Regions from separate parts of the Mus musculus genome. Here region 1 is linked to region 2. The links are chromatin loops, found by intact Hi-C in ENCODE. Cell type or tissue: gastrocnemius. All regions are shown on one strand. Each heading gives the region's core, and the rest is flanking DNA. Links, peaks and the distances in the headings are about the cores only.

Evidence for each region. A loop is a pair of places that touch in the nucleus more often than their neighbours do. Peaks named below come from ENCODE experiments on the same cell type or tissue, not always from the same donor. Only the 100,000 strongest peaks of a DNase experiment are listed, where the experiment ranks them.
Region 1: a loop joins it to region 2, with 2.1 times the contacts of the local background. A loop is called at or near these places in 1 of 42 quality-filtered maps.

The regions. Positions count from the first base shown.
Region 1 is chr5:136,469,350-136,477,680 of GRCm38, reverse strand. All of the region lies in intron 2 of Cux1 (cut-like homeobox 1), which reads left to right. Among named protein-coding and RNA genes, the nearest start is that of Gm16599, 81 kb to the right of the region's middle. In gastrocnemius, for the core only: no CTCF peak of the experiment used is centred there; DNase peaks (open chromatin) are centred at 1,174, 2,343 and 4,087; H3K27ac peaks cover 2,129 bases.
Region 2 is chr5:136,526,352-136,534,682 of GRCm38, reverse strand. The region is part of intron 1 of Cux1 (cut-like homeobox 1); the gene reads left to right. Among named protein-coding and RNA genes, the nearest start is that of Cux1, 37 kb to the left of the region's middle. In gastrocnemius, for the core only: no CTCF peak of the experiment used is centred there; a DNase peak (open chromatin) is centred at 3,567; H3K27ac peaks cover 6,138 bases.

The DNA.
Region 1 (8,331 bases), core at 106-8,105, 57 kb after region 2:
TGCTAGGCAAACACTCCTCCACTAAATCTCAGCCCCAGCCCCTCACTGGAGGGTTCTAGGCAAGCCCTGTACTTAAGAGCCACACACCCAGCCCCTTGCTGGAGAATTCAAAGCAAGTGTTCTGTCTCAGGTACATCTCTTTTTTTAAAACTTGTATTCTAAGGCAAGGCCTTGGAATATAGCTCAGGCTAGCCTTGAGCCTACAATCCCCCTGCCTCAGCATTCCAAGTAACTAGGATTATAGGTATATGAGGTGGTAGGATATATTTGGATCACCATGGACTAACTAATGGCCAATAATGGCTTTTGATCTTACCTTTCAAATCTCAGTTTCACAAAAATGGACTCAGGTCTGATTGACAGACATGAGTAAACTCAGCCTGGTGGGTTAGTAGCCATGGTCTAGTTGGCGTTCCTGAAGGAGATCTTAGATGGGAGTCAGAACATTTGGGGCTCCATTCTGATGGTGCTGCTGCTACTGACTTGGTTTGCAACCTGATCAAGCCCCATCACCTTTCATTTGACAGCTTTTAAACGATCAGGTGACTTCTCTGTGACATTTTACTTAGACCACACCAGCTTCTGCTGCTCGTTTCTCTCTGCAGCTCTTTCTCTCTTTGTCTGTCTTTCCCCACAACATTCATGGCAAGCTCTTTTTAGGTTTTTTCTTTTCCAGAATTTGCATGTATTAGGAGATCTTTGCAGATCCTGTTATGTGAGAACTCTGAGTTCACCAGGAAGAGTTTATTTACTTTCTGGTTCTGGGTAACTTGAGGGATATGACAGGGACAGCTTATAACAGCGGTTGACATTTATTAATAGCTATCTATTCATGTAGTTCTTTTCCAAATACTTTTTTTTTTCTTTTAAAGACAGGGTCTCATGTAACCCAGGCTGGCCTCAAACTCACTATGTAACCAAGGGTGACCTTGTATTGTTAACCTGCCTCTATCTCCCAGTGCTGGTATTACTGGTATGCATTTGTATGCCCATCTCCATCCACTTTTAAGTATGTGTTTCTGCAATAGGTACAGTGTTTGAATCAGGCAGAAAAAAATCGAGACCTAGAAAAGACATTAACTTGCTTTGTATGTCCTACTCAAATCAGCAAAGCTGGCAAGAGACTGTACATCTAGCCTAGCCTTCCTAGGTCTGTGCCAGCGTGGGTCCCTGGGGAGTGCTTCCACAGTCTTGCAGCCCACAGCCACCTTCTGGGTACACAGAGCCAGCTGCCTTGTGGGATGGATCTCCAGAGCCTCCTCCTGCTGCTGAGGCTGCCTGGTCCCACATCACCACCCTCTGCTGCCTGCTTCCAAGCACATGAACTTCCCTGGGCATTTAGGGGAGAGTTGGAACTGCTTCTCATGGCATTCTCTACATATCTTTTGCTTCCCGTTTCACATCTGATCAGTTAGACCATCAGTCTTTTTGGAACCCTACTATAATTTTGTGCTGACTGCATGTAGAGCACTGTAAAGAGGGTCTATGGCAAGTGTGCTTGGTTAGTGCCTCTGACTTGATAGCTCAGCTACTGCAAAGAGGCCCAGCTTTGGTGCTGGTGCTGGCCACATCTTCCCTCACCAGCTTCCATGTTACACGGTGGGAGCATTGCATTCCTAAGGTACAGAGCATGAACATTTCTGCTCAACAAACCTTTTCTTCTAAAAGTACCTCGCTGGTTTTCTCCATTAACTGAGCCGTGCTTGCTAGATGAGTGTGAACAGGAACCTCGTGTACTTGATATTTTTTCTTTCTCTTGACTGGCACACTGCCTTTCACTCTGAGTGGCCTGTTCACACTTTCCTGTCTTCCCCTCTGACAGCTTTGCTCATTTTCCTTGTTAGATCACTTGCTGCCATGCCTTACCCACAAGTAGAGACCCTGATGGTTCCAGTCTGAAATCTCTTGAGAGTTTGCCTTAAGGACATCTCCCAGGCCAAGGCATGTCCCTTGCTTATTGTGCTGTCTGTCTTATGGAACTGAATTATTTTTGGCAAGTGGGAATTCCCATTCTATCTTGCCGCCCCCCCCCCCCACCCCCATTTTCTTTCCCACATATTTTTTTTTTTTCCTATTCCAGATCCTGCTATGTTTGTTCATTAGTTTTTGAGACAGGGTCTCACTAAGCTAAGACTGGCCTAGAACTTAACTTTGTAGCCAAGAAAGTTCCTTCTTCCTCCATATCCCAAGCCTTAGGATTAACAGGCATACACTGCCTCACCGGTTTCTGTGGTTCAGGGAATGGAACTAAGGGCTTCCTTAGGCAATCCTCCTGCCTCAGATCCTAAAGTAGCTTAAATGACAGGTCTGTGCAACCACAGTGCCTGGCTCTGTGCCCCACCAGCTGAGCTACACAGCCCCAGCTGTTCTGGATCTTATTTTGGAACTCTCCTCTGTGTAGATGTTACCAGGGCAACTTCTGGACTCTTTCTATAATGCCAGCTTTTGCTTTCTGCCCCAAGCCTGGGCATTCTCCTGTGATTGGTGGCAAGTAGGGCCTCAGTTTCTCCTCTTCCATTAGAGCCCCTTGTCCCTCCTATAACTAGTGACCAGCCATCCAATTTATCTACCCCCAGTGAGTTGATCTGACTTCTTTGTCCTCTATCAGCCACCATATTCCTCATCGATGCCCCAGGACTGTCCAAGCCATGTACTCTTTGGATTCTTCCAGTGCTTTTCATGTCCTTGGTGAGTGTGATGCATCAGGAGCCCCGGGCCCATCATTCTTCAGTGCCATGTGGGCTATGTCTGGGTCTTCATCCTCTGCTGTCCAGCTTACAGTCTTCTTCCCAATTCTGTTTTGTAAAGCTTTGTTTCTTTTCTTTTTTTGTGCTGGGACAGGATCCTAGCTGAGTACTCTACCGCTGAGCTAAGTCTCCAGCTCCCTCTGGCCCTCAGGTCTGTTTTCTCCCCACCTTCTGGGGTTAAACACTAGCATCGTTGGTAAGTACCCTATCACTTAGCTACTTCTCACCAAGTTGCTAAGGCTAGCTCTGTAGTTAGGCTGACTTTGAACTTGTAATCCTTCTGCCTCAGACTCTCAAGTAGCTTGAGGTCTGTGTGACCACAGTGCCTGGTTCTGAAAATTCCTACTTTTTAATGAAAATTTAAATGAATTTTTATTGGGATTTCATTTAATTTGTACATTTGGACAGACTCAATGAAGTGTTCAGCGTTTTGATAGTATTATTGCAGATCATATTCTTAGGTGAATTTAATTCCATGTAGGGCTCAGGGGACTCATGAAAACTTACAGGGCCTTCCCTTACACAGCTCATTGTGCAGATACAAAGTAGTCAAGATTGAAGGATTGATCATTTTCATCTGGAGCTGAGCATAAAAATAAACCCCACTCTGTTATCATAGGTGGCTGTGATTAAGACAGGGCGAAAGGTCGGCTCCAAGCCTTCTACCACTGACAGTTCCCTGAGGAAGATGGAGTGTCTCTTCATCTTTGGTCCAGGTCATCAGTAGCTGAAAGCCATTACTGTCTATTGGCTGTTTGGTTTGTGTGAAATATGGGGCTGGGCAAAGCCGGCTTCCCTGAGGTCAGGTGTGTTCATGTAATCAAAAGATCTGGGAACTACACAGTACATACTAATATGTATGTGCACATGAGGTAGTGACACAGAGATGCCTTTTGTATTATAAACCATACTTCACTATGTGTTATTTTCAAGCTCCTGGGGAGAAACTCAGTTAGCCAGTTTTTTGTGTCTCGAAAGACAGGCATTTGTGAAGCTATCAGCCACTGACTAAGCAATGAAACATGAAGATCTCTCCTGTGTAATATGTGCTTAGCCCTGTTCAGTTCCCATGACCTAGACAGAGAAGTAGGGCATTGGCTTCTATTGATTTGAATTTAAAATTTGAAGACAAGAATATTCTTATTTAATTTGTATATAAACATCCCACAAACAGCATTTCACCTTTTTTTTTTTTTAACATTTTAAAATTGCCCTGTGTATGTTCATGCATGCATGCGCACCATGGCATATGTGTGGAGGCCAAGAGTCAGTTCTCTCCTTCTGTCACGTGGGTCCCAGGGATGAAGCTGAGGTCATCAGGCTTGGCAGCCAGCACTTTTACCCATTGGACTATCTCTCCCTTGCTCTTTGCTTCTGATTTAAGTGTTTGCCTTGTGAAAGAAAATACAGTTTCTCATAGTAACCCGAAGGCAGGAGGAAAGGGATCAGTGAATGTGCTCGTGAGGATTCAGAGGGGAGGTTAAAACAGGGCCAGGGCAGGGCAGAGTGACAAGTGATGACCAGAGTGTGTGGGCTCGCTCCTTCCAGCCGGAAAACCAGGAGCTGTACTCTTTTTGCTGAAAGATTTTGAAAACTAATCTCTCCTTTCCCGCCCCCTCCTCTCTCTTTCCCTCCCTCTCTCTCTCCCTTCCCCCTACCCCCTCCCTCTGTCCTTCTTCCCCTCCTTTTCCCTCCCCTCCTCTGTTTGAACAAATCCATTTGTACTTATAGCCAGATAAAAGTGCTTGAGCATGTATTCATTGTCTTGGATGTAAGTGTGGGAATGCCAGCCAGCCTTTTTAAGTAAAGGAATTGATATGGAAGGAACCAGGGAGCCGAGAGCCATTTCACTCTGAAATTCTTTTTGCATTAGCACATCTGCAGCACTGAGGACTGTGTGGAAAATTGAAATAGTGCTTCTATCCTGCCGTGTCTCCAGCGCGTCAATAAATCACCTTTTTTCCCTTTTAAAATGTCTGGCCTTGTAATTTATGTTTGCGTAACCCATTACTAAATTCATAGTAGGTGTTTTAGTTGGCAGGCGTTGTTCTAGAAGTTCTGGGGGCACTGAAAAAATACAGAGCCTTTGTATTTATACTTAAGTGGACATTTTAGTTTAGTTTTTTTGTTTTAATAATGAACTGGGTATTTATATAATTTTATACAGTATTAGTCGTGTGCATATAAGCCACAGTGTGCGTATGGAGTTCACATGACTGTTTCTCTGCTTTCACTGTGGATCCTGTGGAGTGAATTCAGGGCATCAGACTTGGATGTCAGCTGCCCTTACCCAGGGAGCCTTCTCCTTAGCCCTGAATTTGAATTTTGCCTTGGAAAACAATATCAAGTCATGCTCTTACCCTTCTCAACTGTTAGGAACTTCTCAATGCACTTCATGGTTTTCTTTCTTCTGAAATGAAACTTGGTGAAGGACAATGACTCCGATATTAAGATTGAACTCCTGTGCGTCACTCTGAGTAGAATACTAGCAACCACTGGCCAGGAGGATGGTTGGGGAGGTAAAAGTATCTGCCACAGAAGTCTCTCGAATTAAATTCAACCACCAAAACCCATAGTGGACTTTCACACTTGTGCTTTGCCATTGCCCCCTCCCTATTAATAAAAATTAAGGAAAACTTAAATCTGTAGTTAGACATGGTAGAACATCTTCATGCCCCCTGCCTCCCCTGCCCCCAACCCCATGTCCTTTCCTCCCATAGAGCCCAATTTGAAACTTCTAAGAAATCAAAAAATGGCCTTGAATTCTTATTCCCTTTGCCTCAGAAGCTGAGGCGGGAGATGAAGATTTCAAGGCTGGACTGGAGAGCCCCGCAAGGCCGGTTACTGTTTTCTTTGTAAAGAAGGGCAGGCGTAGCTCAGTTCCATGGTAGAACAGTAGCTTTGCTAAGGGCCCAGCTTTCATCCTCAGTAGCTACAAGAGGAAGAAAGATGGCTCTCATAGTTTTAAAATGTTTTAGCTGTTGACCACAGCGTCAGTCCTAAAGTGAAGGCAAATATACCCATTCACGGACTCTACTCACTGGTGTATGCGTGTGTACATGTGTGCTTGTGTTTTAAACAGGAATAGAATGCTCAAGAGTTGTTCATGTAATTATGATTGACTCAGAACATTTCATCCTCCCCCCTTTTCCCTCTCCCTGTCTTCCTTCTTTCTTTCCTTTTTCCTCTTTCCCTTCTTTCTTCCTCCTCTCCTTTCTTCTTTGCTTCCTCTTCCTTCCTGTTTTTCCTTTTTCTCCTTCCTTCCATCCTTCTCTCTCCCTACTTTCCCTCCTTCCCCTCCCTCCCTCCTTTCATCTGAATTCAAATTCCTAAGGCATCCAGAAATGACCTTGAATTCTTGGTCCTTTTGCCTCTGCCTTCTGAGTGCTGGGATTGGAGGTATGTGCCATCCAACTCCAGCTGAGACTTTGTAATTTTTAACCAAGCATTGGAAAATAACCATTATCGGCTGAGGACATTGCTCAGCAGAGCATTTGCCTTAGATTGACTCAGAACATTTCATCCTCCCCCTTTTCCCTCTCCCTGTCTTCCTTCTTTCTTTCCTTTTTCCTCTTTCCCTTCTTTCTTCCTCCTCTCCTTTCTTCTTTGCTTCCTCTTCCTTCCTGTTTTTCCTTTTTCTCCTTCCTTCCATCCTTCTCTCTCCCTACTTTCCCTCCTTCCCCTCCCTCCCTCCCTCTGCTGAGGACATTGCTCAGCAGAGCATTTCCCCGCCCCCAAGTGAGGAGTTAGGGGTGTGGTTTACTGGTGGAGCACCTACTTAGAATCCCCAGGGAAGGGCTGAAGGGCAGCTTAACACTAGAGCCCCTGCCTTGCCTTAGGTCCCATCTCCAGCACTAGAAGACAAAAACAAACCCCAAACATTATGTCTTCTAATCATGACTTAGAAAAACTTGATAGAGTTTTGCTGCTTTGAATCATCATAATAGTAATCAAAAATAATAATAAGTCCTTGCTTTTCTTGTGTAAAAGTTTTAAAAGTAACTTATGGGTTGTTAAAAAGCCATGTATGGTTTGTGAGGAAGTTTGCTTTGTTTGGGTTCCCCCCTCCTGTCCCCCACACCTTGACTGGTTAATGATGTTTTCATCTCCAGCCTGCCTCAGCCCTTGAGCTCACCCTGAGAAGCCTTCCTATAAGCATGGCCTCCTCACTCTGAAGCACAAATGCACTCAATTGTTCCTGAGATTGTCCTAGCTTGGCTCAGCATTGCACACTTGCCATCGATGCACTTGGGAGGCTGAGGCAGGAGGATGGGGCACTCTAGGTCAGCCTAGGTAAAACCCCATCTCAAGGAAACAAAACAAGAACACAAACCAACAATGGGCCTGTGTCGGGCACGTTCAGAGTATAACTGGTCCCTATGGCCGATATGTTAGCTTGGTAGATAGATTGGGAAGTTTGCCCTTCTACCACCAAAGGTAGGGATTAAAAGTATCTGACATCATTTTGTTTATTTTAAAAATAGCTTATTTGATTTTTTTTCTTTGTGGATTGTTTTAGCCTGTTTTGCAATTCTGGGGGTTGCATTAAAACCTTGAATGTGCTAACTTTCTATTTTTTTTTTTTAGTATACGGGGTCTTAGCATGTAGCTCAGACTGGCCTTACCCTTGCTCTGTAGCCCAGTCTATCCTTACACTCTTGATCTTCCTGCCACTCTAATGCCAGAATTACACTTCATTGAATTTCTGTGTGTGTGTACATGTATACACATGAATGTATACGTGTCTGAACATTCATGTTCAAGTAGAGTTTAGATGAAAACCTCCAGTGTTAGATGGGGTTTTTGTTATTTAGCCCTGCATACAACAGACTGGGTCCAGCATTCCTGGAGTTTCTCCTTGTCTTGCTGTAGGGATGCTAGGATTACAGATGTGTGCTGCCACACCCTGCTCTGTGCTCAGATCCTCATGCTTTCATGTCACTCTCTGTACCCACTAAACTCTTTCCCTGCCCAGTTTTGGTTTTCTGAGACAAGGTCTTCCATGTAGCTTTGGACTTGCTATGTTCCTGCCTCAGCTTCCTGGTGCTGATTTTCTCCTTATAGTACTTGGTTTTCCTTGTTATTTGATCAACAGAGGTGTTTATTCTGGCTGCAATGCCTGAGAAACATTCATTTGTATTCAAAATGTGTCTTTTTTAGAAGTTTCAGGGGGTGATATTTATGATTTATTCACTGGCAAGATACAGGGCTTCTCAAGTTTGTTTCAGCTCTGTGCCACTTCTGCCCAGGACCTGAAGCAGCACTGTGTCTGTTGCTGTGGATGGCAGACACATTTATGGCCCTGTGTGATGTTTTCTTCCAACTGCTAATGCACTGTCTGCTCATTTCCCCATCATTCCCTGTCCCCGGGCCACTGGTTCCCTGTTGTAGAGACTCTCTAGCCATGTCTCTGAAAGAGCTTCCAGCAGGGGAAAGTGCTGTGCCAGAGGCTGGAGAAGGGAAGCAGAGGTGTTTATTGACCCAGAGACTCCTTCCAGCTTTCCCTACTAGTTCTTTTCCAAAGCAAACTGGTGGTTTTCTTCAAGTCAGCTATGGCCAAAATATAGCAGGATCTGCTGTGTGT
Region 2 (8,331 bases), core at 54-8,053:
AATTAGTTTTATAGCTCCACTTGTTTCTGCCCCTCCAGCTCTGGAGTTATAGGCATGTACTGCCATGGCCAGTTTTACTGTGGGGCTGAGGATCTGATCTCAGGTCCTTATGCTTGCCAGGCAAGCTGTTTCCTTGGCCCTTCTGTGCCACCATGTATAGGTATTTTGTTTGCTTGTATGTTTGCACTACATGTATGCCTGGTAACCCACAAAAGTCAGAAGAAGGCATCGGATCCTCTGGAACTGAAGTTATAGACTGTTGTGAAGAGCTGTATGAGTGCTGGGAATTAAACTTGGGTCCTCTGGAAGACCAGTTAGAGCTCTTTAATCACTGATACTGCTACCCTCTTTAAAAAAAAGTTAAGCTCTTACTATGGAGTCCAGGCTGGCTTCAAACTCAGTCTCACCTCTGCCTCCCACTGGGATTCTAAGCATGTCTCAGCACGCCAGGCCTGGGGATGGTTTTTTAGTTAGGAGGATGGTTTCCTGCTCACATATCCCGGCTATCATATCACTGCACTTGGACTTTGTGCAGGTGAGATTCGGCGCAGCTGAAACTTTCTACCCAGAAGGTTAGATGGCTGATGACTGAAGTCGAGTGGACTCTCACTGTGGGCTGTGTTTTCCTTTAACTCTTGTCTGTAAAAGTTGCTGCCAGGAGAGCCAGAGCTTCAGGCAGGCCAACTCTGGGAAGGCTGCAGGTGGCCTTTTCTTCACCCACCTCTCCACCTGAGATGGCAGGAAGACAGGTTTATGATTAACTGCACCATGTCTTAAATGCCATTTCTGGAGGCTGTAAGCATTAACCTAAAAAAAAAAATTAGACTTAAAATCACCAATTGACCATATCCGGGGCTGAACCTGCATGATTCAGCTCCTTTTAAAAATATCTTTTCTCAACAAATTGCTTCCTTAACATTTTAATTTGTTGATCATAAGGGAAGCTTGCCAAATATTAGCTGTTCTTTTCCATTTCCTCCTGCTTGCAGCTCGCCTTATTTGGCATATTTCAGTGGACTGGAAGGTCACTCCCTGTGTTTTCTTCCCAAATAACTGTATTTATTACTGTCAGATATTGGCGGGTTTGATCCAGCTGTCATCAGAACGTTTGGAAATCGAGGTTTCTGCCAGAAGGCTGATTTAATGGTCTCATACTGACACTGCTTGTTTTCTCTGCTGACTTGATAACTTGTTGAATGAGCTTTCTGCACTGAGCCACAGATCTGCCCTTCTTTGTCTTTTGCATAGCCATAGGTTTCTCGGACCATGTCTAACACAGGAGCAGGAGGTTGTCCCCTCTTCTCTCCTTTCCTTTTTACTTACTTATCTCTTTTGGTCATTTGACAGGGTCTCACTTTGTAACCCTTGCTGGCCTGGAACTCACTGTATAGATCAGGGGGGTTCTGAAATAGGGGAGATCTTCCTGCCTCTGCCTCCCAAGTGCTTGCATTCCAGGCATGTGCTATGAATATGAAACCCCTCTCTCTACTTTTTTGTGAAGGTCTCAACTAGACTGGACCAGTAACAAAGACTCCCCTGCAGACAGACAACATTGCTGTTGGTATTGTAGAAGATAATTTAGAAAGAAAAAATTTCCTTGGAAAGATTTCAAATGTATGCAAGATTAGAGCCATGAACCCCTCTGCTGTTCCCTTCTTTTTATTGGCTCATAGCAGTCCAGTCACATTTGTAGCCCCAGTCCTGGACTTTGAAAAGGGCATCACAGTATTCATAAATATTTAAACATGTATCTTCTTGTTGCTGCCATGATGGGGACAGAATAAGGGTTGTACTTGGTAGGTACTGCTCTATCACTCAGCCCCCGCCCTGCAAGCTTTTAGTTTTCTTCATTGACAGCCTGGCAACCTGCACAGACTCTTCTTGACTTGGGCATCTTGTGTCTTAGACTGAGAGGGATTCTGACTGATGCTAACTGTGGACATAGTCACCTGGCCTCATGCATAGAGGAGGCAGGGGATAGTGTCAGCGGTGTTGCTCATCCCTGCTGGCAGTGAAGCTTGGGATGTTTTCCTTTGGCAGTGACCACCTTCATTATTTGTTTGTTTTAGAAATAGGGTCTCACGTAGCCCAGGCTGGCTTTTAATTTGCTATGTAGCTAAGGATGTTCTTAAGCTTCTGATCTTCCTGCCACCACCTCCCATGTGCTGGAATTATTGGCATATGCCCTGATATCCAGTTTATGAGATACTGGGGACAGAATCCAGGGTTTTGTACATGCTAGGCAAGCACTTTATTGAGCCACTCCCCCAGTTTGCCACCTTGGTTATTGAACATGTGATATGCTTCAGGTCATATCCCTGGTCCCCACTGTGGTGTCTATGTGGCTCATGCTGATCATCTGAAACAATACTGCACAATAGTCACTTCTCTGAGGAACAGAATCTATGACGGGGAAGATCTCTTTCCACATTTAGCTGCCTAGCTATGAAGAGCCAGTAACAGGTGTTGGATTTGCAATCCATTGCCACCCCAAACTTGTGGAAATGTAGTCATCTGAGTGTAATAAGCTGCCAGGCACACTCAGCTGTTTATTGGTGGTAGTTGTATCCCCAAGGCATAGTACTCTGGCAGGGTAGGATGTTGTCCCTGGCCTTGAGACCAGCCTGGCTAGGTAAGTGGAAGGCTGGGGGCTCTTGTTGTAGAAGCAGGGTGAAGTGGGACTGGGCAGAGAGCAAGTCCACACCAGTCCTAATTTGCTGGTAGTTCTGCTAGGCCTTGAAGCATGTGGGAGATTTTTCACATGCCTGGACTGGCTGGTGGCTTGTGTCAATCACCAGAGCAGTAATCTCCGTTACCAGTGTGAGTCATTTCCTTGGGACTTTTCCTCTAACTCTGGATTCATGCTAGCTGTTCACATCACTTGGCCATATGCTAGCCAACTTTCTAGGCTTTGGGGTGCATGATGAGGACAGTCAGGATAACTCTTGCTGTCACTGCTTAAATTCTGTGTGTGTGTGTGTGTGTGTGTGTGTGGCTGGTTGGAGGTCAATCTTAGGTGTCTTCCACAGTTACTCTCTCTACTTTTTGAGAAGGGGTCTTTCACTCCCCCCCCCCTTTTTTGAGACAATCATATTATGTAGCTTCAGCTAGCCTGGAATTCACTCTGTACAGTAGGCTGTCCTGGAATTTGGAGAGAGTTGCCTACCATTGCCTCTTGAATGTTGGTATTAAAGGCATGCTATAGCACACCTGACCATTTTTCCATGGAATCCATTGATTCAGCTATGGTGGCTGGCCAGTGAGCATGAGTAGTACTTCTGTTTCTGCCCTCTCAGCACTGAGACTGCAAGCATGTGCCACTATACTTGACTTAAAAAAATTTAATGTGGGTTCTGGGGAATCAAACTTATGTCCTCATGCTTGCACTGAGCTATCTCCACAACCCCAAGTTCTAGAAGGGTTATAGGGTGAACTAAGCTATGCTGTGGATGAAATGTGTGCTCTGTTAAGCACCCTTTGCTCTTGAGACTAGGCTGTGTGTGTGTACCTGGCCTTCCAGCCACTAATTGCCCTTCAGCTGGGCATCCTGCCCATGCAATGGTATCCATTCAGGCCCAGGCGGTACTGGAGAAGGCAGAACACAGCCTCTCAGCCTCAGAATAACTCCTTTCCTTCTTTACACTGGCCTGTGAAAGGGCATGGCTTGCCTTTGCCTGAGTGGTTAGTGACCTGATTTACATGAGAGGCCAGGCTTAATCCTGGTGTGATGCCCACCTACATATTGCCAGGCTATGTTCACCAGGCTGAAGGTAAGGGCATCGAGTGGATTTTTCTACAATTACAAGCCCTCTATGTGTGCTGAGAAAGAAATATCACACCTGAGGTTCCCAGCTCCAAAGGCATGATGACAAGTGAAGTTTGGACAATTTGGATCAGAATATTTATTTTCTGTGTCTGTCTAATTCTTTTAAGAGCTGGGGATAGAGATGCCTTGCTCATGCTAGGCAAGGGTTTTACCACAGAGCTACACCTCTAGCACTTTGTCTTATACTTCTGTTATAAGAGATTTTAAATGCACACCCGAGTGGCAGAGTGTAGTAAGTTCTTCTGTGCTCACTATACAGCCTCAGTATTTCCATACCCGTGGCCAGCCTTGTTCTAGCCAACCTATTTTATCCTCAACTTGGCTTAAGTTTGAAATAAATCCTGGTATCATTAGATCTTATTTGATTGTGTACAGTTCATTGTATATCTCCAAAACAGGATGTTCAAAATAATCAAAACAACTGCACTATCATTATCATCCCCAAACTTATATCATTCAGCACTCAGCATTCCCATTTTCAGTTCCCTATAAATATCAGAATTTGATATTTCCATCATTCCCTTTTCCTTTTCTCCTCCTCAAGACAAGGCCCTACTCTTTAGCTCAGGCTGTCCTTGAATCACAGCAATCCTCCTGCCTCAGCCTCAGTGTTGTTGTTGGTTGATGGTTGTTTTGTTTTGAAACAGGTTCTCATATAGCAAAGGCTGACAGTGGTGGCTATATATTTATTTATTTAATTTATTTTCCGATTACTTTTGTGGTTTGAGTGTGTGCCTGCATATCCTGTGTAGGTATTAATTACAAGCCAGCGTCGACTCCTGGAGCTGGTATTAAAAGTGCCCTGATGGCTTCCTTTCCCTTTCGTCCCTCTAATCCCTCTCATGTGCTCTCTTTCAAACTCAAGGCCTCTTTTTTTCTTTTAAGATTTATTTATTATTATATGTAAATACACCGTAGCTGTCTTCAGACACTCCAGAAGAGGGAGTCAGATCTTGTTACGGATGGTTGTGAGCCACCATGTGGTTGCTGGGATTTGAACTCCGGACCTTCGGAAGAACAATCGGGTGCTCTTACCCACTGAGCCATCTCACCAGCCCTCAAGGCCTTTTAATACTGATTTACACATGTTTCAGTTGGAGTACTTCTGCATGATGGATGGATTTTGTGAGCTAACTTAATTCTTCTTTCCTTCCTTCTTCTATCATGCCCCTCTTTACCTCCCCCTCCTCCTTCTCTCTTCCCTTCCTTGCAACTCAAGGCCCTGAACAGGCTAGGTGAGTACTCTACTCCTGACCTATATTTTAATTAATTCTTAAAAAAAAAAAAAGAGAGACAAGAAAGATACAGTTTCTCACACTGTACAGTAGATGTGAATTTTTGAAACTTTTTGTAGAATTACCAAACTTAAAGCTCCTAGTTTATCAGGAAGCAACCAAAACCTCCAGAGGCTTTGCCTGTGACCTTTACTGTGTATGATTCAGGAGGAGGCTGGGGCCTAGATCTTTCTGCCTGGCTGACACCACCCCTCCATGGTCCTCAGTGAGAGGCCAGGTGTACAAAAGCCTGTGTGTTTGGCTGCAGATGCCCACCACAGTTGCTCTTGCCATACAGTGGGGATTCTATTTGTCTGAGAACCCAGAACAACTGTTTTCATTCTCTACAGTGCATGTTTATGCACATGACCTTTACAGAGCACATTTCTGGCCTCCATGGAGGCCCTGATGTTCATGCAGATTAGCTAAGTTAATGCTCCATTTTTCCAGCCTGAAATGGCCTGGCTGTCCCTTTTAACAGTTTACTTTGCAGAATGCATTGTTTCCTTCGTCCTGTTAAATGCTCATTGGTAATCTTCTGTATATTAGCGCGTTATTTGCAGATGATAAAAGAGGTCCTTGGTGGATAGCAGTTCAGTAGCATGTAACTGGTGGCAGGAGATAGTCAGCTCCCACTAGCAGGTTTACATGTAGTCTCTCGATGTTCATGCATGCAGAAACATGTGCACATGAGAGATGTGCCATTCCAGTAGCCCTGATGGATGGTTCATTTGCATATTCATGAAGTTAATACATATGTGTGTATGTATGTATGTGTTATGTGAGCATATACAAAGTGTACAACATGCACACATGTGTAGATACATTTAGAGGCCAGAGACCAATCTTGAATGTCATTCATCTAGTGCTCTCTACCTAGTTTTTTAAGACAGGGCCTCACTGGCCTAGAACTCACCAAGTAGGCTATGCTGCCAAACCAGCAATCCTCAGGTATCAATCTGTCTCCATCTTCTCATTATTGGAATTATAAGTAGGCACCAGTAAGCTTGGCATTTGGTGTTGTGTGTGTGTTATATATACATGTTCATGTTGGTGTGTGCATATATATGTATTTAGATTTCTATGCATGTGTGTGTACTTATGTGTAGAGACCAAAAGTCAGTGTGTTCACCTCAGTCACTCTCCACTTTGTTTTTTGAGTCAGAGTCTCTCTTGGAGCTTGCAGGGTCAGTTAGATTGGCTGGCCAGCAAGCCTTAGGGCTGCTGCTCTCTCTGCCTCCCCAGCTCTGGGACTATAGCATGTATATGTTGCTGTACTTGTTTTTTTGTGTGGGTGCTAGGGATCTGAATTTGGATCATCATGCTTGCATGGCTTTACCAACTGAGCTGTGTCCCCAGCCCCTGAAACTAATGTTCTATTGTTTGTTCAGTAAGAGCCTGGAGCCATGTTAGGTTCTGGGAATGAGTGCTGAAAAATGTACCTACCCTTAGAGGACCTGCATTTTAGGTGATTCAAGGGAGGCAGACCTTGGTAGGCCAGGCAGGCAAGCAGGCAAAGCTGGCAGGCAGGTGGCCAAGGAAGAGATTTGTAAAACAGTCTCCAGGCAATCCTATCCAGTTCTTTATTGCAGGCATGAGCATTTATTTTAAGGACTCAAATTAAACTGGAGTAGATAAATGAGCAGGCCGTGTTGTTTGCTGATCACTCATGGTTGATGGAATGAACAAGTCATTAAATTGTTGATAACAAATGAAATTTGGAGGACTTCCTACCCAGGGCAGCCTGAAATACACAATCATGAAACATGGTGCTGAAGTTGATTCTATTTTGCCCTTTGAGCTTTGTATTGACTCCAGAGCTGGCAATGGAGATATGGAGGAGATCTTGGGATAGATGGCTGTGCCACCTGCACAGAAAGATTTGAAAACTTAGTGACAGTTTATATTCTGATAATTATATGCTGATAATTACTGTGCTCTCTGTCAGTGTAGCGTGCTACTAATATATGGTTAATTTTACAGAGAGGAGGACCGTTGACAGCAAGGGAGGAAATGTTAGAGGTTCTTTACTTGAGTGGCTTCCAGTATGATTGCAGCGACCCGACCTGTGTATTCAGTGGGCTCTTTGCATTTGGATATGTGTGGACATGTACGTATGTGTGGTATGTTTCTACAGGTATGAATATACATCCACATAGAGGCCAGAGGTTTATGTTGAGAGTCTTCTCCATCACTCTACATCTTTTTTTTTTGTTTTGTTTTGTTTTTTGTTAATCACTCCACATCTTATCCTTTTGTTTTGTTTTGTTTTGTTTCTTTGAGACAGGGCTAACGTAGTAGACCACTTTGGCCTTGAACTCACAGAGATCTGCCTGTATCTTTTCAAGTGCTGGGATTAAAGGTGTGTGCCATCATGCTCATCTCTACCTTATCTTTTGAGACAATGTCTCACTGAACCCAGAGCTACTGATTGGCTAGACTGGTTGGTAAGAGAGCTCCAGGAACCCACCTGACTCTATTTCCCCCAATATGTACTTGGCCATGGCTGGCTTTTTCTTTCTTTCTTTTTTTAGGCATGGGTCCTAAGGGTCCAAATCCAGGCCTTTGTGCTTCTGTGGCATGTGCTTTCCTGACCCAGCCTTCTCCCCATTCTCACATGCTGTCTTACTATGTACCTCGGCTGCCACGGAAGATGGAGCCTCTGTCTTCACCTCCCAAGTGCTGGGATGACAGCCCATGCCACCACACCAGTCTCAACATATTGCACTTCTCCTTCCTCCTCACGGTTTACTCTTAGGCGAAGTCCACGTGAGGTGTCCCCAGGTGTGTCAGATTTTCCCTGTGTTTGCTGCTTGCTTTTGGGGTGGGGCCCTGCCTGTGTATAATAGCATTGGATTCCAGGGTCATTGCCCTTATGTCTCCGCTGAAGAGCCCTTAATGTAGTGCTGGACACATTAAGGACAGATCCCTGTACCTGACACCTTTGAGGCAGGCTGCTCTCACTACCTCTGAAAGGGCGTGGAGCAACAACAGGCCATGGGCATCACCTAGCTTGGAAACTATCCCACAGTGGGTGGTGTGGTTGATGCGAGGACACGCTCCACTTCGCAGCAGCGTAAGGGGCTGAGTCTAAGTGAGAAGTGACAGTCACTGTTCCCAGGTGTGAGTTCAAAGCCAGTAGACACGTTTGGAAGGAAAATCAAACTCTGTTTCCTCTTCCCTTGGACTTCTGATCCCTCTAGGACTTTTTTTTGTCTTTTTGCCCAGAGA